Regions from separate parts of the Homo sapiens genome. Here region 2 is linked to region 1. The links are chromatin loops, found by intact Hi-C in ENCODE. Cell type or tissue: heart left ventricle. All regions are shown on one strand. Each heading gives the region's core, and the rest is flanking DNA. Links, peaks and the distances in the headings are about the cores only.

Region 1 (10,825 bases), core at 1,038-9,037:
CCCTGCAAAGGACATGAACTCATTCTTTTTTATGGCTGCATACTATTCCATGGTGTATATGTGCCACATTTTCTTTATCCAGTCTATCACTGATGGGCATTTGGGTTGGTTCCAAGTCTTTGCTATTGTAAATAGTGCTGCAATAAACATATGTGTGAATGTATCTTTATAGTAGAATGATTTATAATCCTTTGGGTATATACCCAGTCATGGGATCGCTGGGTCAAATGGTATTTCTGGTTCCAGATCCTTGAGGAATCGCCACATTGTCTTCCACAATGGTTGAACTAATTTACACTCCCACCAACAGTGTAAAAGCATTCCTATTTCTCCACAGCCTTGTCAGCATGTGTTGTTTCCTGACTTTTTAATAATTGCCATTCTAACTGGCACGAGATGGTATCTCATTGTGGTTTTGATTTGCATTTCTCTAATGACCAGTGATGATGATCTTTTTTTCATATGTTTGTTGGCCGCATAAATTGTTTTCTTTTGAGAAGTATCTGTTCATATCCTTCGCCCACTTTTTGATGGGGTTGTTTTCCTCTTGTAAATTTGTCTAAGTTCCTTGTAGATTCTAGATATTAGACCTTTGTCAGATGAGTAGCTTGCAAAAATTTTCTCCCATTCTGTAGGTTGCCTGTTCACCCTGATGATAGCTTCTGTTGTTGTGCAGAAGCTCTTTAGTTTGATTAGATCCCATTTGTCAATTTTGGCTTTTGTTGCAATTGCTTTTGGTGTTTTAGTCATAAAGTCTTTGCCCATGCCTGTGTCCTGAATGGTATTGCCTAGGTTTTCTTCTAGGGTTTTTATGGTTTTGGGTTTTACATTTAAGTCTTTAATCCATCTTAATTTTTGTATAATGTGTAAGGAAGGGGTCCAGTTTCTGCTTTTTGCATATGGCTAGCCAGTTTTCCCAGCACCATTTAATAAATAGGGAATCCTTTCCCCATTGCTTATTTTTGTCAGGTTTGTCGAAGATCAGATGGTTGTAGATGTGTGGTGTTATTTCTGAGGTCTCTGTTCTGTTCCCTTGGTCTATATATCTGTTTTGGTACCAGTACCATGCTGTTTTGGTTACTGTAGCCTTGTAGTATAGTTTTTCTCATTCTGTGAAGAAAGTCACTGGTAGCTTGATGGGAATAACATTGAATCTATAAATTACTTTGGGCAGTATGGCCATCTTCATGATATTAATTTTTCCTTTCCATGAGCATGGAATGTTTTTCCATTTGTTTGTGTCCTCTCCTATTTCCTTGAGCAGTGGTTTGTAGTTCTCCTTGAAGAGGTCCTTTATGCCAATCTTATTCTGCATGCCAGCCCAGGCTTCCCTGTTCTCTCTGTCTTTCTTCACTGGAAGGAATATACTTCTCAACTCCTTGATCTTGGGTGAATCCCTCCATCTCTCAGCGCCTTATTCCTCTTGTTAGATTAATAACAGCACCTCCCTGCTGCGTGGATTAGATGGCTTAGGGCATGTGTAGACCTTGGGCCTGTGGCCTGGACATGGTGTCACATAAAGGTCAGCTCCCTGTGCTGTGAACCTGCAAAGCTTAGGCAGAAGATGTCTCAGGCAGATCAAGGTAATACTGATGGGCTTGGGAAAAAGAAAAAGAGAAAATTAGCTGAATAATTTTCAGCAGATTTTTCCCATTTTGCATTATGCTGTGATCAGTGCTTATAGGTAGCATCTGTTTAATCCTCGTTATCCACATTTTACAAATGAAAATCCTGAGGTTAGGGAACTTGCTGAGCTTCACAGGGAGGGGGTAAGTGGCAAAACCAGAACTCAAACCCAGGCTTTTTTCTTCTTCCACCAAGAAGACAGGGGACGGGGATGGCTGAGCGCAGCTGGCAGGCCCTCCCTCTTGCCAAAGCCAACCTGACATCAAGCTTCTCCTTCCACACATCTGCAACCGATTGACCATCTACAGGGAAACCACGTAATTTGTGTATGAAAATTAGGCAATTGCAGGGGACACTCCTCTCCTCCAACTTGCCTAAGCTTTCTGCACACTGTGTGTTTGTTTGTAAACTCTCTTCTGGCCTGCTCCTTTATCATAATTGTTTAGGCAAAACATATTTTGTCACTAAACAGAATGAATTTGGGTGAAGTCATAGTGGGAACTAACATGTGTTTGGCCCTGACAGGAAGTGGGCAGCCTCCCCTGCTTTTAGGGAGGCGTTGTTTCTAACCAGCTATTCTCACCCTCAGAGACCCTTCCAGACCCTTCTAGAATCTGACAAAAGTTAGGGCTGCTCTTGCTCTCTGGGAACATTCACCTGCGCACATAAGGTAAGTTGTAATTTCCCTTTGGGTCCTGGCTGGCCTAGATGCACATTCAAGTGGGTGGGCGACTGAGAGGGGTTTCAATGTGGGGCCATTTACCAAGTGTGGGCCTGGTTCTGGGAAGTTGGGGCACCTGAGGGCTGGCAGCAGTGGGGGAGTGTTACCCACTCCAGGCATGAGAGGCCAACGTGGGAACCGTGGTTGGACCTAGAGAGGGCCACCTAACGAAAGTCTGTCCCTGAGTAGAGGGACAAAGGCCACCTTGGAGCCAGGCCTGACCTTACCCTCCTGCCTGGACTTGCCAGCACCTCCCTTTGGGCAAGCCTAGCTGGGTGCTAGTGGACTAGGGAGCATGTTGCTGCAGCCTTGCAGGTACAGGGTCTACACCAAGGGTGTATCAGGTGAAGACTGTAAGTTAGGCAGGTGCTTTTCAAAGTAGAGGACCATACCACTCAGGTGTGCGAGAGCATGCATGGTGGCCTACAGATACATATTTGAAAAATTTTAATAGGTATTTATGTTAATGGTTCGTAGGGAAAATTGATCTTCTCTTTTTGGTGATGATTGATTCAGTATCCCCACCGCCCGCTTTTATGCCCAATTATTACAAGTATTTATTTCTTTTGGCCCCCTCGTTCCTGCAGTAGGCAAAACATGACATCATGGTTTATACCTTGCATTTCTTGGCTGATGAGGATAACTATCTTTTCACATCTCTTTTAAAAAACTGTTTTGATTTAAAACAATTTTCGAAGTTAATAGACAATTTTTAAGAGTAGTTTTAGGTTTGCAGAAAAATGAGGAGAAAGTACAGAGACCTCCCATCCACCTCTTTCAGCCTGTGTCCCCACTGTTTTCCCTGTTGTGAGCATCTTGCAAATGAGGGTGGTGCATTGGTTGCAACTGGTGAACCCACTGAGAGACACCAAAGTCCATAGTCTACACTAGGGTTCTCTCTTGGTATTGCATGTTCCATGAGTTTTGACAAATGTATAGTGGCAAGTATTTGGTATTACAGGATCAGAACAATCCCTTTCACTCCACCCACCTCTTCATCCCCTCCTCCCCCAACCCCTGGCAACCCCTGACCTTTTCACTGTCTCCATAGTTTTGCCTTTTCCAGAAGGTCATACAGTTGGAACCACACAAGACAAAGTCTTTTCAGATTGGCTTCTTTCACTTAGGAACATGCATTTAAGTTTCCTCTCTGTCTTTCTGTGGCTTGCCAGCTTATTTGCTAGCTTATTTCTTTTTATCGATGAATAATATTCCATTGTCTGGATGTGTGTTTACTGATGTTTACTGAAGGACATCTTGCTCACGTCCAGGTTTTTGCAATTACAATGCTGATGTTTACATCAGTGTGCAGGTTTTTGTGTGAATGTCAGTTTTCAACTCACTGGGCAATGATATAGTTCCTCTTCCTCCCTCCCCCCTTTTTTTTTACTTTCTGAAAATTGCGATACAACATACATAAAATATAACACTTTCACCATTGTGAAGCATACAGTTCAGTGGCATGAAGTGCATTCACATTGCATGCATCCCTTTTAAAGCAATGGTGTTCTAGGCATGAGGCTCTACACAGGTAGGGTGGGGACTGAGTAACAGCGTAAGTGGTCCCCATACGTGGCGGAGTGGGTGATGGTGGTCCAGGATGAACGGAAGTTTGGGAAACTTGTAACTACACCAGCCATCTTAGTACCCAAGTTCTATCTGCTAAACGTATCCAATATGCTTCTCCATGGCCTTCTCTTTCGGGGCCCTAAATGTAAATTCTAAAAACCTACTTATGGCATTTTCATGTTCTCTCTTTGCCCAGGCTCATTTGTGGTTTGCTTTTGCAAAGGAGGGCTTGGGAAATTGTCACTTCTTCTCTTCAAGTTTCTCCCACCTCTTTGTTCCCCTCTCCTCCATAAAGCTGCACATTTGCGCCAAAAGATATAACTGTTTGTGGGGGGGAATTGGGAGGAGGTGGGGAGCTGCACACGCGGCAGATGAGGGATGCGCCAAGTTCCCTGCGTGTGGGAGCCTGGGGATGGCAACAGGGTGAGGGCTTGGCATTCAGTCCAGGTGACCAAGGGGCTGTCCCGGACCCTTCCCTCGCTCAAAGAGGTAAGCCTTCTAGCGAGCTGCTTTCCCAGCCCCGGCCCCCAGCTTCCCCATCAGTCCAATGGGGACAATAGGACTTGCCATCTCCTTGATTCAGAGTGAGCAAAATTATCTGCAGCTTTTTGAGGTTTTCCTGAGAAAAGCGTCATCTCCCTCGAGGAAGGTGTTAGTCAGCTGTCATCTTGCCAGCAGGGATCAGCTGTTACTCAAAGGCGTCAATTTCGCAGTGATCACAGAACAGGCTGCAGAGAGCACAAAATGATCATCGTGGCAGGTGTGTCGGAAACATAGCGCTCTTTTCCTGGCATTTCTACTTTGAAGCCCCAAGCCTCCCACCCTATGAGAGTCAGTTCTGGGCTCCTTTTCCTCCTCCCCCTACCCCCAGGTTGGGCTAAAGTTTTTGGGGGGCACATGATACTCAGCCCTCAGCTCCCCAGGCAGGCCCCCACTGAGACACCCCTCGGGTGACAACCCCCTCAATTTGGCCCCATTTTCCCAGTCACTTCAGGGCCTTTCTGGGTGCTCTGAAATTCGTCCTGCAGCGAGAGCTCTGCGTGTGCCTCGTCCTCCTGCCTGGACGCACACTCCGGGCTGTTGATGCTCTGTGTCCTGGCACCCCTCTTTCCAGACTGCCCTGGGGAATGGAGCAGGAATTGCCACTGAGGCAGGAGCTGGACGGACTTATTTCTCCCTTCCTCCCTTCCGTGACCTCCCCACCCATGACCATTATAACCGGGGGATCAGGACAGGAGGCTTGTACTCATCCAGTTTCCTTAGGGTTTGGGGCTTTTGGAATTAAAACGCCTTTACTGAGTTTCTGCCACAGGAAGACAGAAGCCCTGCTCACCTATTCTCCGACTCAGCATTTAAGAGCCAACTGCAGGCAGTGCTTCTGTGTCTGATGGCTCCCTGTGGCCACAGAGCCTACCCCGTGCATTCATGCGTGCAGCTGGAAATGCCAGGACATGGCTGCTCCCACAGGCAGTCCCGATGCAGGCAGCTCACTTGCCCCTGGGGTGCATGTTCTACATGATCTCCTGGTGTCCCCCAGTGGGATTAAGCTCCAGTCACCCACAGTGGGGACTTGCTGGACATTTTGTAGCCTCCTTCACCCCCAGCCTTCCCATTTCCTTACAAGTGTTTCCTGGGATCACCTCCCAAATAAAATACTTGGGAATGGAATCCTTTTCTCAGGAACCCACCCCGAGACAGCATCCCTTGCTAGAGGCGATGCATGGAGACTGCTGAGCTGACGGATGGGGGAAGAGACAAGGGTAGGAGGAAGACAGGGTGGGGGAGGAACCGGTAGTTAATAGTTCAAAATATTATGGCGTATAATTGAAAACTGAAATAAATGGAGCGCTTACTCTGTGCTGGGCACAGCACTTGGTGTTTTCACATAACTTATTTCATCTGAACCTCCTGGTGGCTCTGCCCCAATGCCACTGTTCTTAGAGATGAGGAAACAGTCTCAGGGCCACCCTCTAGCAAGATGGTTAAGCAGAGACAGAAATTCAGGCCTACTGGTCTCCTGGGGAGGTTCCTGAAATTCTCAGCTAGTAGAAAGGTTGCAGCGTCTTGAGGTAAGCCTTTATCTTCCATTCCTATTAGCTCTTATCCGTTCTGGCAGCTACCTGTTAATCTCTAAAGATTCCTGCCTTTACATCTTTCCTTAAACAATTAGAACGTCTCAGATTGTTTTGAAGCCAGGGGCTCTTGCAGATGGCCTAGTGTGGTGAGGTTCATAATGAGACCAGAGGTTTAGGAGAGGGACAGAGAGTGGGTGCAATGGTCTTCTGGGTCCTCCCTTCTGCTCAGTGATGTGCTGGTAAATGTTGAGACTGGCTTTCAGGATGAAAAAAAAAAAAAAGGACTGACTTGTAGCATTTGCTGATTTTTGTGGTGTCAGTGCTTCCACTGTGGCCAGTTCAAGCTGTGAACATGATGCTACTGATGCTGAGGTTGGGAAGAGCCAGAGGTGTGACGTTCCACACTGCCAGGAAGCGTTCCCACCACACCAGCACATCCCACATAAATGGCCCCAAGATCCCTGAGAATGGAAGATGCCATAGAATCCTTAGCAGTGGTGAGCTCTGAGTATGTAGGAGCTGGTGTGAACTGGATGTTTCTTCCCCCCAGCTCCAAATCTACATGTAAAATCCTCACTCCCCATGTGATGGTATTAGGAGGTGGGTCCTTTGGGAGGTGGTCAGGTCATGACGTGGAGCCCTCATGAGTGGAATGAGTGCCTTATAAAGGGGACCCCAGAGAGCTCCACTGGTCTTTCCGTGATGTGAGGGGGCAGCAAGAAGACGGCCATCTAGGTACCAGGATGCAGGCCCTCACCAGGCACTGAACCTGTCTTGGACTTAAACTTGATCTTGAACTTCCCGTCTCCAGAGCTGTGTGAAATAAATATTTGTCATTTAAGCCACCCAATCTAGGGTATTTTTGTTATAGCAGCCCAAAGTACTTTTAAAAAATTGAGTACCTTTGCTCAATGAAGACAATACTTTAAAAAAAAAATTGAGACAGTACCTGTTTACAATTGAGGTAAAATTCACATAACATTAAATTCACCATTTTAACTATTTGAAAGTGAACAATTCTATGGCACTTAGTACATTCATAGTTTTACAAACTACCACCTCTGTCTGGTTCCAGAACATTTTCATCACCCCAGAAGGAAACGTTGTACCCAGTTAAAGCCTCATTCCCCATTCTCCCCCTCCTCTGGCAACCACTATAATTTGTTTTCTGTTTCCGTGAGTTTGTCTATTCCAGTTTCTTCATACAAATGCAATTATAAAACACGTGATATTTTGTGTCTGGCTTCTTTCATGCAGCATGACGTTTTCAAGGTGCATCCATGTTGTAGCATGTGCAAGCACTTTGTTGCTTTTTATGGCTGATTACGATTCTACGGTACTGTATATTGCCGTTTGTCTATCCACTCATCAGCTGATGGACATTTCTGTCATTTCTCTCTTTTGACTATTTTGAATAAAGCTACTGTGAACATGCACGTACAAATTTTTGTTTGAATACCTGTTTTCAATTCTTTGGGGTATATACCTAGACGTAGAATTGCTGGATCCTATGGTAATACATGTTTAACTTTTTGAGGAACTACCCAGTTGTTTTTAAAGTGGCTGCATCATTTTATATCCCCACCAGTCGTGTTTATGGGTTCTAAATTCTCCACATCCTCACCAACACTTGTTATTTTATTGCTTATTAGTTTATTATTATTATTTACCATAGCCATGGTTGGTGTGAAGTCCTATCTCATTGTGGTTTTGATTTACATTTTCCTAATAGCTGATGGGATGAAGCATCTTTTTATGTGCTTTTTGGGCATTTGGAGAAAAAAAATCTATTCAAGTCCTCTGCTCATTTTTAAATTGGGTTGTTACAAAAATTATCTGGGTGTGGTGGTGCACGCCTGTAGTCCCAGCTACTCAGGCGGCTGAGGCATGAGAATCGCTTGAACACGGGAGGCGGAGGTTGCAGTGAGCTGAGATCATGCCACTGCATTCCAGCCTGGGCGACAGAGTGAGACTCCATCTCAATAAATAAATAAATAAATAAATAAATAAATTGGGTTGTCTTTTGTTATTGCATTGTAAGAGTTCTTTGTATATTCTGGATATATCATGCATATAATTTGCAAATATTTTCTCCCATTCCGTGGACTGTTTTTTCACTTTCTTGAAAGTATCCTTTGATGAACCAAAGTTTTAGATTTTGAAGTCAAATTTATTTTTCTTTTGCTGCATGTACTTTTGGTGTCATATTTTAAAATCCATTGCAGCCGGGTGTGGTGGCTCATGCCTATAATCCCAGCACTTTGGGAGGCTGAGGCCAGTGGATCACCCGAAGTCAGGAGTTCGAGACCAGCCTGGTCAACATGGTGAAACCTGGTCTCTACTAAAAATACAAAAATTAGCTGGGCATGGTGGCGCACACCTGTAATCCCAGCTACTCAGGAGGCCGAGGCAAGAGAATAGCTTGAATCCAGGAGGCAGAGGTTGCAGTGAGCTGAGATCGCACCACTGCACTCCAGCCTGGGCAACACAGCAGGACGCCATCTCAAAAAAAAAATAAAAAAATAAAAAAATAAAAAAATCCATTGCTAAATCCAAAAAAGTCATGAGGTTTTAATCCTTTGTCTTCTAAGAGTTTTATAACTTTAGTGCTTACATTTGAGACTGTAATCAATTTTAAGTTATCCAGTTGTCATTTATTTGTTTTTAACATTATTTGATTGTAAGTTTATGTAACGTATCTTTTAATTAGGGCTGTGTTTCACAGCTGGCTTGCGCAATTTTTGAAAATTTAACAATCAGCTCTCTTGAGCCAGTATGAGTGGTATGAGCCAGCTCAATGTGCTGCTACTTCTATGTTTTTTATTATTTTTAAATTTTTATTTATATATTTTTTGAGACAGAGTTTCACTTTCTCACCCAGGCTGGAGTGCAGTGGTGCGATATTGGCTCACTGGAACCTCCACCTCCAGGATTCTAGCAATTCTCCTGCCGTATCCTCCTGAGTAGCTGGGATTACAGGCTCCTGCCACCATGCCCGGCTAATTTTGTATTTTTAGTAGAGACGGGGTTTCACCGTGTTGGACAGGCTGGTCTTGAACTCCTGACCTCAGGTGATCCGCCCGCCTCGGCCTCCCAAAGTGCTGGGATTACAGGCGTGAGCCACCATGTCCAGCTGTGCTACTACTTCCGCCACACCCTGCTTAGAACCCCTTACTGCTAACGGCTGGAATGTGGTTGTTTTCTTGGGGAACGGAGCTGGGGATGGGTGAAATGTGCTTATGGAGCTCCTTGGTGATGGGTATCTGTGGAAAAAGGATCTGGGGACCCCTGATTCTCTAGTCACAGGCCTGTCCAGAATTTCCTTCTTGCATCTGGCTTTTCCTTTGTGATGTGAAGAGCATAGCTGGACCTCTCTTGCTCCCTCCCCTAGGATTTGCCAAGCTACTCCTCCTGGCTTAGAGGGAACCAGTTTTGTCCTAACTCAGTCTGGAGGGGCTTTGGAAGCCCCACCTTTGAGCAGAGACCTAAGTCTTGTCTTGAGGCTGAGGAAGTGCTCCTTTTCCTAGTGGTGTCACCAGATCAAATACAGGATGCCCAGCCACATTGGAATTTCAGATAAGCAGCGCTCAGTGTTTCCGTATAAGCATGGCACGTGTGAGATTTGGGACATACTTATACCAAAAGTAATTCTCATGCAATATTTGGGACATACTCCCACTAAAGAACTATGCATTGTTTATCAAATTTAACTGGGAGTCTTGGATTTTTGTTTGATAAATCTGGCAAGCCTTTCCTTGCGTCAGTTTTTTTTCTTGCTGTCTTCATCCTGCAGCAGAGACTCAGAACCTCAGAGTGGGAAGGCCCTGATTCCTTGCCCATTTTGCAGATCTGGAAACAGTCCCAGAGAAGAAAAGGGATTTGTGCAAGTGCACGGAATCACTGTGAACTTCGAGGACCTTGAACAAGCTGCATGACTTTTTCATGAAGTCAGCACACTTTCTGAGTGTCTCTGCATGTGGCACTGTGCTGGTGCCAGGGGATGATGGTGGCAAACCTGCCATGGACCTGTGCAGATGGCATGTTAAATAAGAGACAGGATTCAGACAGATCTGGGTCCAAATCCCGCTTTGCCACATGTCAGCTTGCATGACAAGTTACTTCGCTGTCTGAGCCTCAGCTTTCCCTTTTGGATGAGAGTACCTTCCTCTCGCTTGGGATGAGAGTACATTCCTTAGGGGATTGTCAGGCTTCCGTTGGGTGATGAAGTGCTTGGTGCAGGGTAGGCAAGATTTACTGCATGAGGAGAGAGGAGAGGTGCCCATGGTAAAGTTTGGTTGTTGTCTGCAGGTTTTCCAGCATTGTGGGCCATCCAGATGATGCGGAATGGAGGTTCCAGAACCCACCTGCCCTGCCCCTCCTGCGAGGGACCAGCCAGCTCCCACTCCTGGCCCTCCAGGGGCCCCAGGTGGCCAGGCCTCACCTCACCTGACCCTGGGCCCTGTCCTTCTGCCGCCAGAGCAGGGCCTGGCCCCCCCCACTGTGTTCCTGAAGGCCCTGCCCATCCCACTGTACCACACGGTGCCTCCCGGGGGCCTCCAGCCCCGCGCCCCGCTAGTGACGGGCAGCCTAGATGGGGGCAACGTGCCCTTCATACTCAGCCCTGTGCTGCAGCCTGAAGGGCCTGGCCCCACCCAGGTGGGGAAGCCGGCGGCCCCTACGCTGACGGTGAACATCGTGGGCACTCTGCCTGTCCTGTCGCCGGGCCTGGGCCCCACGCTGGGCAGCCCAGGCAAGGTGCGGAATGCGGGCAAGTACCTGTGTCCGCACTGTGGTCGCGACTGCCTGAAGCCCAGTGTTCTAGAGAAGCACATCC
Region 2 (10,825 bases), core at 1,029-9,028, 78 kb before region 1:
AGGTATCTGCTCCAATAGGTTGACATTTCTGTATCTGCCTGTCTGACTCCCCAGTTTTGAGGGCAGCACTTTGCTCTTTCACCTCACTTCTCTTATGGATCTAAGAGTTTGATTTTTCAGTTTGTCCAGCTTTGTATTTGTTGTTAGCTTGAAAGTTGTCACTCCAACCTCCTTACATCTTCTGCAATAAGGCTACAGAATGAAGTAACACAAGGCTCCTTCCTGCTGGGAGTTTCCTGTTGTGTAAAGAACCCAAAGAAGTAAACCATGATTACCCTGCAGTACAATATTGACCATGGCCAGTGTGTGGAAAACCAGTTGCCTCTGTCGGTACCAGAGCCTGATTCTGTAGGTTCAAATCCTTGTTGTACCACTTAATGTCTTTGTGGTCTTGGTCATGTGATTTAACCTGTCTAAGCCGTGGTTTCCTCCTCTGTAAAATGAGGATATTCATAGTTCCAGTTTCCTTGTGGGGATTACATGAGTTATCAAATGTAATGTGCTTAGCTCAATGCTTCATGAATCATCACTACTTGAAAAACCGTGATGGTGTTGTTGTTGTTATCAGTATACTCACGGTGTTAGGGAGAAAGAGAAGGGTACACCTAACTCTGAAGTTTTATAGAGGAGGTGATGTCTGAGAAGTGTTTTGAAGAATGAGTAGGAGTTTACCAGGAAGGTAAGGAAGAGAGTGTTCTGGGCAGAGGAAATGTTGCTGTGATTGTCATACTCATGGAAAGCAGACTGACATGTTTGGGAGCTATAGTCTAATCGGATTCAACATTGAATGAATATCTCTTCTGTGCCAGGCATGCTTCTAGATACTCAGATACAGTGGGGGAAACAGGCCTGGTGTCTGCTGACACTGCACTTAGATTTTAGTGAAGAGACAGTCAATGAACCAAGAAGCATAAGATACTTAAAATTTTAGGTAGTGATACATACTGTTTGCATAAATTTCCCTGGAAGCCCATTTTAATAAAATAGGGAGGTGGAGAGCTTATCAAGTAAAAGAACTCCCTAAACATTCTCTTGTCCAAAGGGAAGGGTGTGTGTGGTAGAGGATAGCAGTTGCAGTGAAAGAGCAGTGACGGGTGATGAAATCAGGGAGGAAGGAAGGCATCTCCCATAGGCATGAAGAAGCTTTCATAGGCAAAGATGTTGTCACTCTTAACTGTAGGTCAGTGATCCCCAAGCTTCTGTCTTTCATACATTTTTACCATATTTGCAGAAATTAAAATCTTCCCATTCAATTATTTATTTAAAGTTTCTATTTAAATTCACCTTTTAGCATTTAGAAAATAAATGCATGTATTTTCAGAAGGAAGCATTGTAGTATAGCTGTAAATGGAAGACCAGGCTTACCTGCCATGAAAGTAGCAATTGGAAAAATTAAAATTAAAAATGTTTATCTGTGCACTACCCAAAACCATCTTGAGTGGCACCTTTGGTGCACTCCTTGCATGCTTGGTCAATGATGAGGTGCTGGGGAGTCACAGAAAATGTTCAATAGAGAAGCAACGTGACTTTTGTTAGCCAATGGAGTCAGGGTGGAGAGGAGTTAGCAAGACATCAGGGATGCTGTCGCAGGTCGTGCCCCCAACTAAGGAAGTGTCAGGAGACAAAGCAAGACAGACAGATACAAAACATGCCTTGAGGTAGAATGGGATGGGGTGGAGGGGATGATGGAGAGGAACGAACCAAAGAAAATATCCAGATTTTTGGCTTTGGTATGAAGAAGCAAGTGTTTTCGTTTCTGTGTCATTTGAACTGTCTAAGGCAACATTACTGGCACCTGGGCTGATGAACAAACTTTGGAAGTTAAAGGGTGTTAGACCTAGAGCCGTGGGCTTCCATTCCAGGAGTGAGCCAAATATATTCATCCTGGGATAGGGCCCTCCCACTTCCTCTTCCTAAATGAATTATTTATATTCCAAAGGGCCTTAAGACATTGGGGAGCAAAGGGTTCTCTGTCTCTTTCTCTCTCAGGATGGGAGAGGTCCATAAGCTGTCATGTATAAGCTCCTAGATTCATAATTTTGGGGTTCTTCTCCTGCCATACAGATCCTGTCCATGAAGGGTGACAGCTGGTTCTCAGTGGGTCCCTGTAGGACACGGGGCACGGGAAATCAGCACAGTTACTGCTGTGAGTAGTCAGTTTGAGCTCTGCTCTAGGAACCCAAGTTTGCACTCAGGATAAAAATGAGTAACTATAGATATTAAAAACTTTTCAGGTAGCAAGTGACAGACCTCCCAACCTCTATAGATACAGAACTTCAGAGGTTTAAAAGCAATTTCCCGTGATGACCTCATTTGACCTTCTCGAAAGTTCAGAGCCAGCTGGGCAGACATGGGGCTCTTTTCAGATGGGGAACTTGAGGCTGAGAGGGGAAGGGATTTGCTAAAGGTTAGGCTGCTTGTACATAACAGAGCTGGCTTCTTCTAAGTCAGTGGTCCTCCATGGGGCTGATTCTGCCCTCCAGGGCACATCTGGCAATGTCTAGGGACATTTTTGGTTGTCACAGCTTTGGAGAGGATGTCATAGGCATTCAGGGAATGAAGGTCAGGGATGCTGCCGAACACCCTGCAGTGCATGGGATGGCCCCACAACAAATGTCCACTTTGCCAAGGTCGAGAGACAGTTCCAGAGACTTCCTGCCCCAGTCTTGTGCCTTTCTGTTACAGGGCAGCAGCCTCTCCTTTCTGCAACATCCACTTGGTCTTGATGAAAAATGAAACCAACCTGCCAATCATGTCTTACCGAAGTTACCTGCGGTGATGAATATAATAATTTTGAACTTTTCTTTAGCATATAAATAATCCCTGCCTTTATTATAATATTCTGCAGGATAATGTCTAACTCAGTCCTAACCAAGAGCATTATATTTGTATGTGTTTTCTTCAGGAGGCTATTATAATGAAATAAAAAGGCAGCAAAGCTCACTGGGAAAACAGCAGGCTGGGGCTGCCCTTGCGTTGGAAAGTGCTTAGGGGAGGGAAGGTTCATTCTTCTCTCACCAGCCTCCCACTGCCCTTCCCAGGGGACTCTCTGATGTGGAAAGCCCTAGAGTTCTCCAGCATTCTTCCCCGGGGCATCATGGCTCTGGCCATTCCTGTGATCCTGTCCTTCCATGCACAGCTCTTGGCAGGCCTCTTGACTTAGCCACGTGATCCCAACTGGGTGAAGGTGGATGTCCTTTGGCCCACACTTGTGGCTGCCAGGATATAGGTTTGGTGCAGAGATTTAATTTTTGGAGAGCTGAGAACTCGAAACTGGTGGATGGACATGGCTTCTTGGATGGCTGGCTTATCAAGAGCAGCTGGCCATTTATGATTTGTTAAGGGCTTTTGCTCTCTCCTGGCCTCAGCTTCTCTCTGGATCTTATCACAAACCTGTTATAGTTTCATTTGATTTGTTTCTTCGTTTATTTTTTTCCTCCCTTTTTGGTTATTGTTATTTTCCTGGGGTTTTGAGGATCAGACTGAGCAGGGTGAGGGAGCCAAGTTACCGCTTGGAAACCTCAGAGACAGCGAGATCAGATTTCAGGTCTAAGGTGAATTTGCTGTGGCCCAGAATATTCACTCTCTTTGTCTAGCAGCTCAATTCCCTAATTGCCCTAATTGCAGTGAGCTTCTTTTTATCTGCAGGTCAACAGGGATACCTCAGTGATGCATTTGACTTCTTAGGAGGTAAGATCAGCCCCCCACCCATCCCTTATTCTGAAGAGGAGGATGTTTTCCTTGAGTTCAAACCCTAGAGCCACATTCTACATCATAATTCCTTCTACACCATAATTCAACTCAATTCACAAAACAGGGATCCAGCTTCTGCTTTGAAAGTTCCCATGCTTACCATTAAGGACAAAACCACAATGGGCAAATGTGGAATCTTGGTTCTGGATTCTCCCTGCCCTGGGATGAAGAAAGGCATGGCGGTTGGCTGGAGAGCGCTGAGCCTCCCAGTTGAAGAGTTAGGGCCCTGCCAGTGACTATCCCACCCTCCCCTGTCTGATCCTTGCTGTCCTCTCTGGCTCTCATCCCTCTTCAACATGTCTTTTCCATCCTGTGCCACCATCTGAACACCTTGGTCGAATGCATCAGGCTACTGTCTGAATCTGGGACTCTGCACACACAGCATCTTCTGCCCAAGACATGTTCTCTTCTCTGGTCATTGACGTGACTCTTACTCATCTGTCGGGTGGGTGTCTGTTAGGGACTCAGCTGATTGCGTGTCACAGAAGATCCAAATAGGAGAAACTTCAGCAAGATAGGGGTTGACTTTTTTCTCTCGCAAAAAGAAGTCTGAGGGTAGACAGTTGAGGATGGTGTGCAGACACCTGGTCCAAGGGCTTTGCAACATTCCTGACCTTTCCCCCGCCTTTCTGTGTTGCAAGATGTCCGCTGCGGCTCCAACCATCAAGTTTTGGACTCAGGCAGGAAGAAGAGGAAAGGTAGGGGGCAAACCCGCAAGGACCACAAGCGTCTTTTAAGGAGGTTACCTTGAGGTCCATCCACCTGGCCGCTGCTGCTTACCTCTCATCTGCCAGAACTGTGGCACAGCTCTGCAGGGAGAGCTGGGAAATGTAGTTTTTCCTTTTTCAGCTGAGCACATAGTCCTTTCTTCCTCCCATTACTCTAAATATGGTTCTGCAAAGTATATTCAGAGAAGTGGAGCTTCTCATGTCCCATTCATGGCATTTTGTAAAATAGATTTTTATGACTTTACTACCTTTTAAAAAATAAATGGAGCATATTGTACATCCTTTTCTCCATCTTGCTTGTCTTTGCCTCACAATATATCCAGAAGAGTTCTCCCAACATGGTTGTGTTATTTTACATCCCCACCAGCAATATGTGGGAGGTGTACTTGGCCCACATCTTAGCCAGTATTTACTGCTGTCATTTTTTTTTTTTTTTTTTTTTTGAGACAGACTCTCGCTCTGTCGCCCAGGCAGGCGTGCAGTGGCACAATCCTGGCTCACTACAACCTCTGCCTCCCGGGTTCCAGTGATTCTCCCGCTTCAGCCTCCCGAGTAGTTCGGATGATAGGCGTGCGCCCCCATGCCTGGCTAATTTTTGTATTTTTTAGTGGAGATGGGGTTTCATCATGTTGGTTAGGCTGGTGTCGAACTCATGGCCTCAAGTGATCCGCCTGCCTTGGCCTCCCAAAGTGCTGGGATTACAGGCATGAGCCTCCATGCCCAGCCAGTGCTGTCAATTTTTAAAATTGTATTCACTCTAGTGTCTATAAAATTGTATAACACTGTGGTTTTAATTTTTATTTTCCTGTAACCTAATGATGTTGAGCACATTTTGATGTACTTTTTGACCATTCATGTACTTCCTTTTGTGAAGGTTCTGTTCGAGACATTTACCTATTTTTATTGGGCTGTCTTTTTATTACAAATTCATAATAATCCCTTAATTGTTCCTGAATCAGACAGGTATAGTATAGACATTTTCTATGAGTCTATGACTTGCCTATTCATTTTCTTACTGATGTCTTTTGAAGGATTGATATTTTAAATTATGATTAAATGTATCAGTTTTTCTTTAAAAAAATGTGGTCTGTTAAAGAAGGAGCTGTATTCATTTCCCAGGGCATCCCTAACAAATGGCCACAAACTGGGAGGCTTAGAACAACGGAAATGGTTTCCTTTGCAGTTCTGGAGGCTGGAAGTCTGAAATCAAGGTGTAGGCAGGGCTGTGCTCCCTCTGAAGGCTGTGGGGAAGGGTCTGCTCCAGACCTGTCTCCCAGCTGCTGGAGGCTGCCAGCAACACCTGCTGCTCCTGTGCTTACGGCTGTGCCACTCCAATCTCTGCCTCCATTGGCACCTGACCCTCTCCCCTGTGTGTCTTGTATCTTCTCTTCTGATAAGGATGCAAATCATATTAGATTAGGGCCTCCCCTACTTCTATGTAACCTTAACTAATTACATCTGCAATAACCCTCTTTCCAAATAAGGTCACATTCTGAGGTTCCAGGAAGAACATGAATTTTGGAGGGGCACTATCCAACCAAACATAGATATCAAGGCGAATGGCTAGGAAATTAACTGTCTCTTTATAAGGTTTCAGCTTAGCTTGTGAGCACTGAAAGCATCCCCTCCTTCACAGCATAGTAGCTAAATGGTAGTTGCCTGCTTCCTTGTCTGAATTCCTCGTGTGTCAGAGGGCAGGGAACTCTTACTTTGTTCCTCTCCCTGACCCCTGACTTTAAGTAACAGAAATCCTTAAATTGGCTGAAATTGTAAGGGAATTTATCTTCTTGGCCAACAGGAAGTCCATAGGTGGGTCAGCTCCAGGCTTCGGAGTTAGGGCCTTAGCTTTGCTCATGCCCTCCAGGATGTGTTAGCTTCAACTTCGGTCAGGAAGCAAGATGGCAGCTTCCATTTCAGATAAGCATTTGTAGAGGGGATATTTCCCAGACTTCCCCAGCCATGTCAGGCTAGGTCACATGTCCTTTTGTCAACCAGTTGCTGGTAAGGCCTGGCTTGGACTAATTACTTAGGGGTCACCTGACGTTGGGGATTCAATCAACAAGACCCTTTCCCTGTATGAATGACTATATTCTTGTTGCACTGTTGAGCCTGGGACACTGCTGTGCCCATGGTGGCTTCTTGATTGTGTGGTGACCTTGAAGGCTCCAAAGGCCCTGCTCAAAGCCCTAGAGGCATTTTGCAGGATCATGCGAACCAATGGAAACACGTTTTCCTTTGGCTTGGGCCAGCATCTCCTCATGACCACAGCTCCATGCCAGTACTCCTGGAGGTCAGTTGAGGGGACAACTTGATGTTCTTTCTTGGCAGGAACCAACTTTCTTTCTTGGAAAGTTACATGTTCCTGAGCTGGAGCTTCACAACTGCTCTGAGGTCAGGGTTGTGGGTGAACAGGCTCCACTGGGCTCTGAGTGAGTGTGGCTTGGCCTGGAATTAAGTCAGGGACAGACATCTGCCCCCATTAACTCAGGATTTTGGCTTTGACTGGTTAGCCGAGGAAGGGGTGTGGAGGACTGGAGATGACCAGTGATTTTTGCAAGCCAAGAAACTGCAGGACAAGGTCAGTCTTTATTTAGACCTATTTCTGCAGGAATAAAGAAGGTGGTGATGGTGTTTCTACTTCTAAAATAAGAGCAGAGTGAGTAAATTCTCTTTGGGGAACACTTAGCCATTGACCTATTACTTCCCTACCTGAACCTTTTCAGCCAGCTGAGGGGGGTGAGATGTTGATCCCAATTGCATGTCAGGGGTGTCTGCCTTTCCCTTGCTTAGAACAGCCCCCTTATTCATCTGGGCCCTCCTCGTTTTGTGATGAAAGATTCAAAAATTAGGAAAAAAAATGATGCTGGAAATTATAGCTAAATGTACAAAGCACTTACTATGTGGTCAAGGCTATATGTGGGATATCTCATTTACTCTTGACAGAAAATACTAGCACGAAGTAGATAGTCCTATAATTCCCCATTTTACAGTTGCTGTACTCAAAGATGAGAAAGGTAACGTCACCTGCTCAGAACCCTATAGCTGGGACATGGTGGGGTCAGGATTTGAACTCAGGTCTTACTGATTCTAAAGTCTGAGCTGTTGCCTCCCAAAAGCCAGCTGCCATTCTTTTGTCACCTCTCTAATTTCTCCAAATAGTGAATTTTCATGGGAAAATGGGAATAGTTCTTCCCACTGGCATCCTTTAGTTCAACCATAGCTAAGTAATAAAAATGTGCATTTTTCTCATAAGACACAACAACTCTTAATGTATTATGTGTAAGAGAGAAAGGTAGGAAATGACCAAATGTCCATCAATAGTGGACAAGCTGAGTAAACTATGGTAAATCCAAACAGTAGGGTACTATACAGTTGTAAAAAAAAGTGATGAATATCTTCATATATTTATATGGAGTAGCTTCCAGTGTATATCGTTAATTGGGAAAAAACCTGGTGTAGGATAGCATTAATAGTAGTCTCCTTTTGTGTAACGAGGGGAGAACATATATATATTCTATTCTCTATGTAAGAATATGTTTTATTCTTTTAAATATATATTAGAATACATTTTAAATATATACTTAATATATAAATATATATTTATAAATATTTAATATATTTAAATAAATAATATTTAAAACATTAAATATATTTTAAATACATTAATATATTACAATATATTTTAAAATATGAATGTATATAAAGAATTTTTATAAAAGAATGAAAAGATAAACCAAAAAATTACTTAACATGGATACCTAGATGGGGGGAGGAAATTGGGTGAAGGAGGCAGACATGAAAGAGACATGTGAGAAGGTACCTCATTTTATAGAATTGGCTTTGGAGCCCTGTACATATTTCACATAGTTAAACATGAAAATTAAAAAATAGCAACACTTAAAAATTGAAAACAAATTGTAATAAGTGAATCTAGGTGAATGTTAAAATGGTGCTCAATTGCACACACAAAAAATTATTTCAAATGACTTTTAAACACAGTATTTGAACTGTTTATCCCTGGGAGAATAATCCTTAAGACCAAGGGAACTGTAAAAAAAAATCTTAACTAGTATTCAAAAGCCTTATTTTAAGTAATAATATTGGCATTGCTGTTTTGAAACTATTATATGATAATGTAGGTTAAAGTAAGTGGAAATTATGTTAATAACTTTAGGAACCAAATTTTCAGTATAAAAGTAAATATATGTACATATAAAATCCAAAGATGTTCAATAAAGCCCTAAAATCTTAAAATTTAAATAAAATGTATCAGTATAAATTCATGAGTTACCTTTCCCTTTCTAAAACAACAACAACAAAAGCCCCTTACATATTTCTTTTTTTTTTTTTTTTTAACTTGTCACTGATGAAGCTCAGACAATCCTTTACGTATTTTTTAACTCTGTCCATGGAAAAGTCCTGGAAATGACTAACCCAGTAGTGTTTAGCAATCACATGTCCAGATTATGGTCTCTAAATATCATTTTCCACAAAATGAACCAGAGTTCCTTAGAGAAATAGCCAGTTCCAGGTCTGGAGCAGGACCTATGCAAGTTGGACATGTGAATTTTTGTTCTGCCAGAAAGCAAGAAAGCTATAAAAGATTAATGGAATCATGTCAAAAGGAAGTAGGAGCTAACACCATGGGCTTCCACTGGCAAAGAGGGGTCAACTTGAACAATAAAAAAGAATAATGATTGCAATTGTTTGAAGCAAATCAATTATTGCCAAAGTGATAATGAGAAAACAACTCTTTGGTTGCTCCTGAACATTGATAAGGCACTAACTTATTCTGAAAATTTATAAGCAAAGAAATAAGCTTTTATACTGCCTTATTGTGCCAACTGTATTTTGTGGTAAAAAGGTGATGAGGGAAAGTTCTTTGTAAAATAAATGAAGGAGGCCGGGTGTGGTGGCTCACAGCTGTAATCCCAGCACTTTGGGAGGCTGAGGTGAGCTGATCACTTGAGTCCAGGAGTTCTAGACCAGTCTGGGCAATATGGCAAAACCCTGTCTCTACAAAAAATACAAAAAGGAGCTGGGTGTGGTGGCATGCACCTGTAGTCCCAGCTACTCAGGAGGCTGACGTGGGAGGATCACCTGAGGCCAGGAGGTTGAGGCTGCAGTGGGCTGTGATTGCACCACTGCACTTCAGCCTGGTTTGGAGTGAGACCAGCCTGGCTGGAGTGAAACAGAGTGAGACCCTGTTTCAAAAAACAAGAGGAAGAAGAAGGAATAGTAGAATTATCACTGTTTGCTATCCCTAATGAAATAACACATCTAGGCAACAATCCTGGATGCTGCTGAAACCATTAGCTACAAAGCCAGTGGAGAGAATGGGGAGATCTAAGGGGGATGAACCAGGCTAACAGCACTTAAACCCACTTATCAATCTTAGCATCATTAGAAGTGAGGTATTCCAACATTACGCACCTCCTGATGGGATACAATAGTAAGTACGCAGCACCGCGTATATTCTTAAAGAAACTTGAACTTGAATCTAGCTTGAATCTCTCTAGTGCTTACTACCAGTCTTCAGAAATGTGGGGAATAGGAGAACAAGTGAAATGGCACTACAAGGAAGCAACCAGCTAAATTCAGAATGTGAAACTTGCTACAGGAGAAATGACCTAAGGTGGGGAAGGAGAGTCTCTAGATTAAAAAAAAAAAATGTAAGAGACATATTCAATCAACTGCAATATGTGTACCATGTCTGTATCTTGATTTGAGGAAATTAACTGTAAAAAGAAACTTTTGAGACACTTAGAAAAATGTTTCTTTTCCTGGATGTTAGAAGATATTCTTGCTAATTTTGTTAGGTGTGATAGAAGCATTGTGGTTATGTAAAAAGTATCTTCAATTGATAGAGATGTAATCTAACAGTAATGATGGTTAAAATAATACACTATCTGGTTGAGGCTTTCGGGCTTGGATGGCTGGGTGGTGCAGCCTAGTGTCCACCTGCAGCTGCCTTCTGTGTCAGTCCTCTGCCCCGCCAAGGCTGTAGAGCTTGTCCATGCGGGTAGCAGGATGCTCCAAGGAGCTGCGCACTGGCCACACCATGGTCCACCTCACTACTCCCCTCTGCAAGGCCTATTACAGGGGCCACTTAACGATCTGCCTTGCCCTGGGTGGCTGCACCAACCAGCCCTTCTACCGCATTGTGGCTGCTCACAGGTGTCCCAGGGATGGCCGTTTTGTAGAGCAGCTGGGCTCCTATGATCCATTGCCCAACAGTCATAGAGAAAAACTTGCTGTCCTCAAACTGGACTGGATCCATCATTGGATTGGCTGTGGGGCCCACCTCTCTAAGCCTATGGAAAAGCTAGTGGGTCTTGCTGGGT

The links. Hi-C counts contacts between places; a loop is a spot of excess contacts. Peaks named below come from ENCODE experiments on the same cell type or tissue, not always from the same donor. Only the 100,000 strongest peaks of a DNase experiment are listed, where the experiment ranks them.
Region 2: a loop joins it to region 1, with 2.1 times the contacts of the local background. A loop is called at or near these places in 4 of 110 quality-filtered maps.

What each region holds. Positions count from the first base shown.
Region 1 is chr20:59,180,685-59,191,509 of GRCh38, forward strand. It overlaps ZNF831 (zinc finger protein 831), which reads left to right. Exons shown (of 6, transcript NM_178457.3): 2 at 10,300-10,825. The coding sequence starts at 10,336. Among named protein-coding and RNA genes, the nearest start is that of ZNF831, 22 kb to the left of the region's middle. In heart left ventricle, for the core only: no CTCF peak of the experiment used is centred there; a DNase peak (open chromatin) is centred at 4,384.
Region 2 is chr20:59,102,682-59,113,506 of GRCh38, forward strand. It overlaps the pseudogene MRPS16P2. Among named protein-coding and RNA genes, the nearest start is that of ZNF831, 56 kb to the right of the region's middle. RefSeq lists an enhancer at 3,382-3,883. In heart left ventricle, for the core only: no CTCF peak of the experiment used is centred there; no DNase peak of the experiment used is centred there.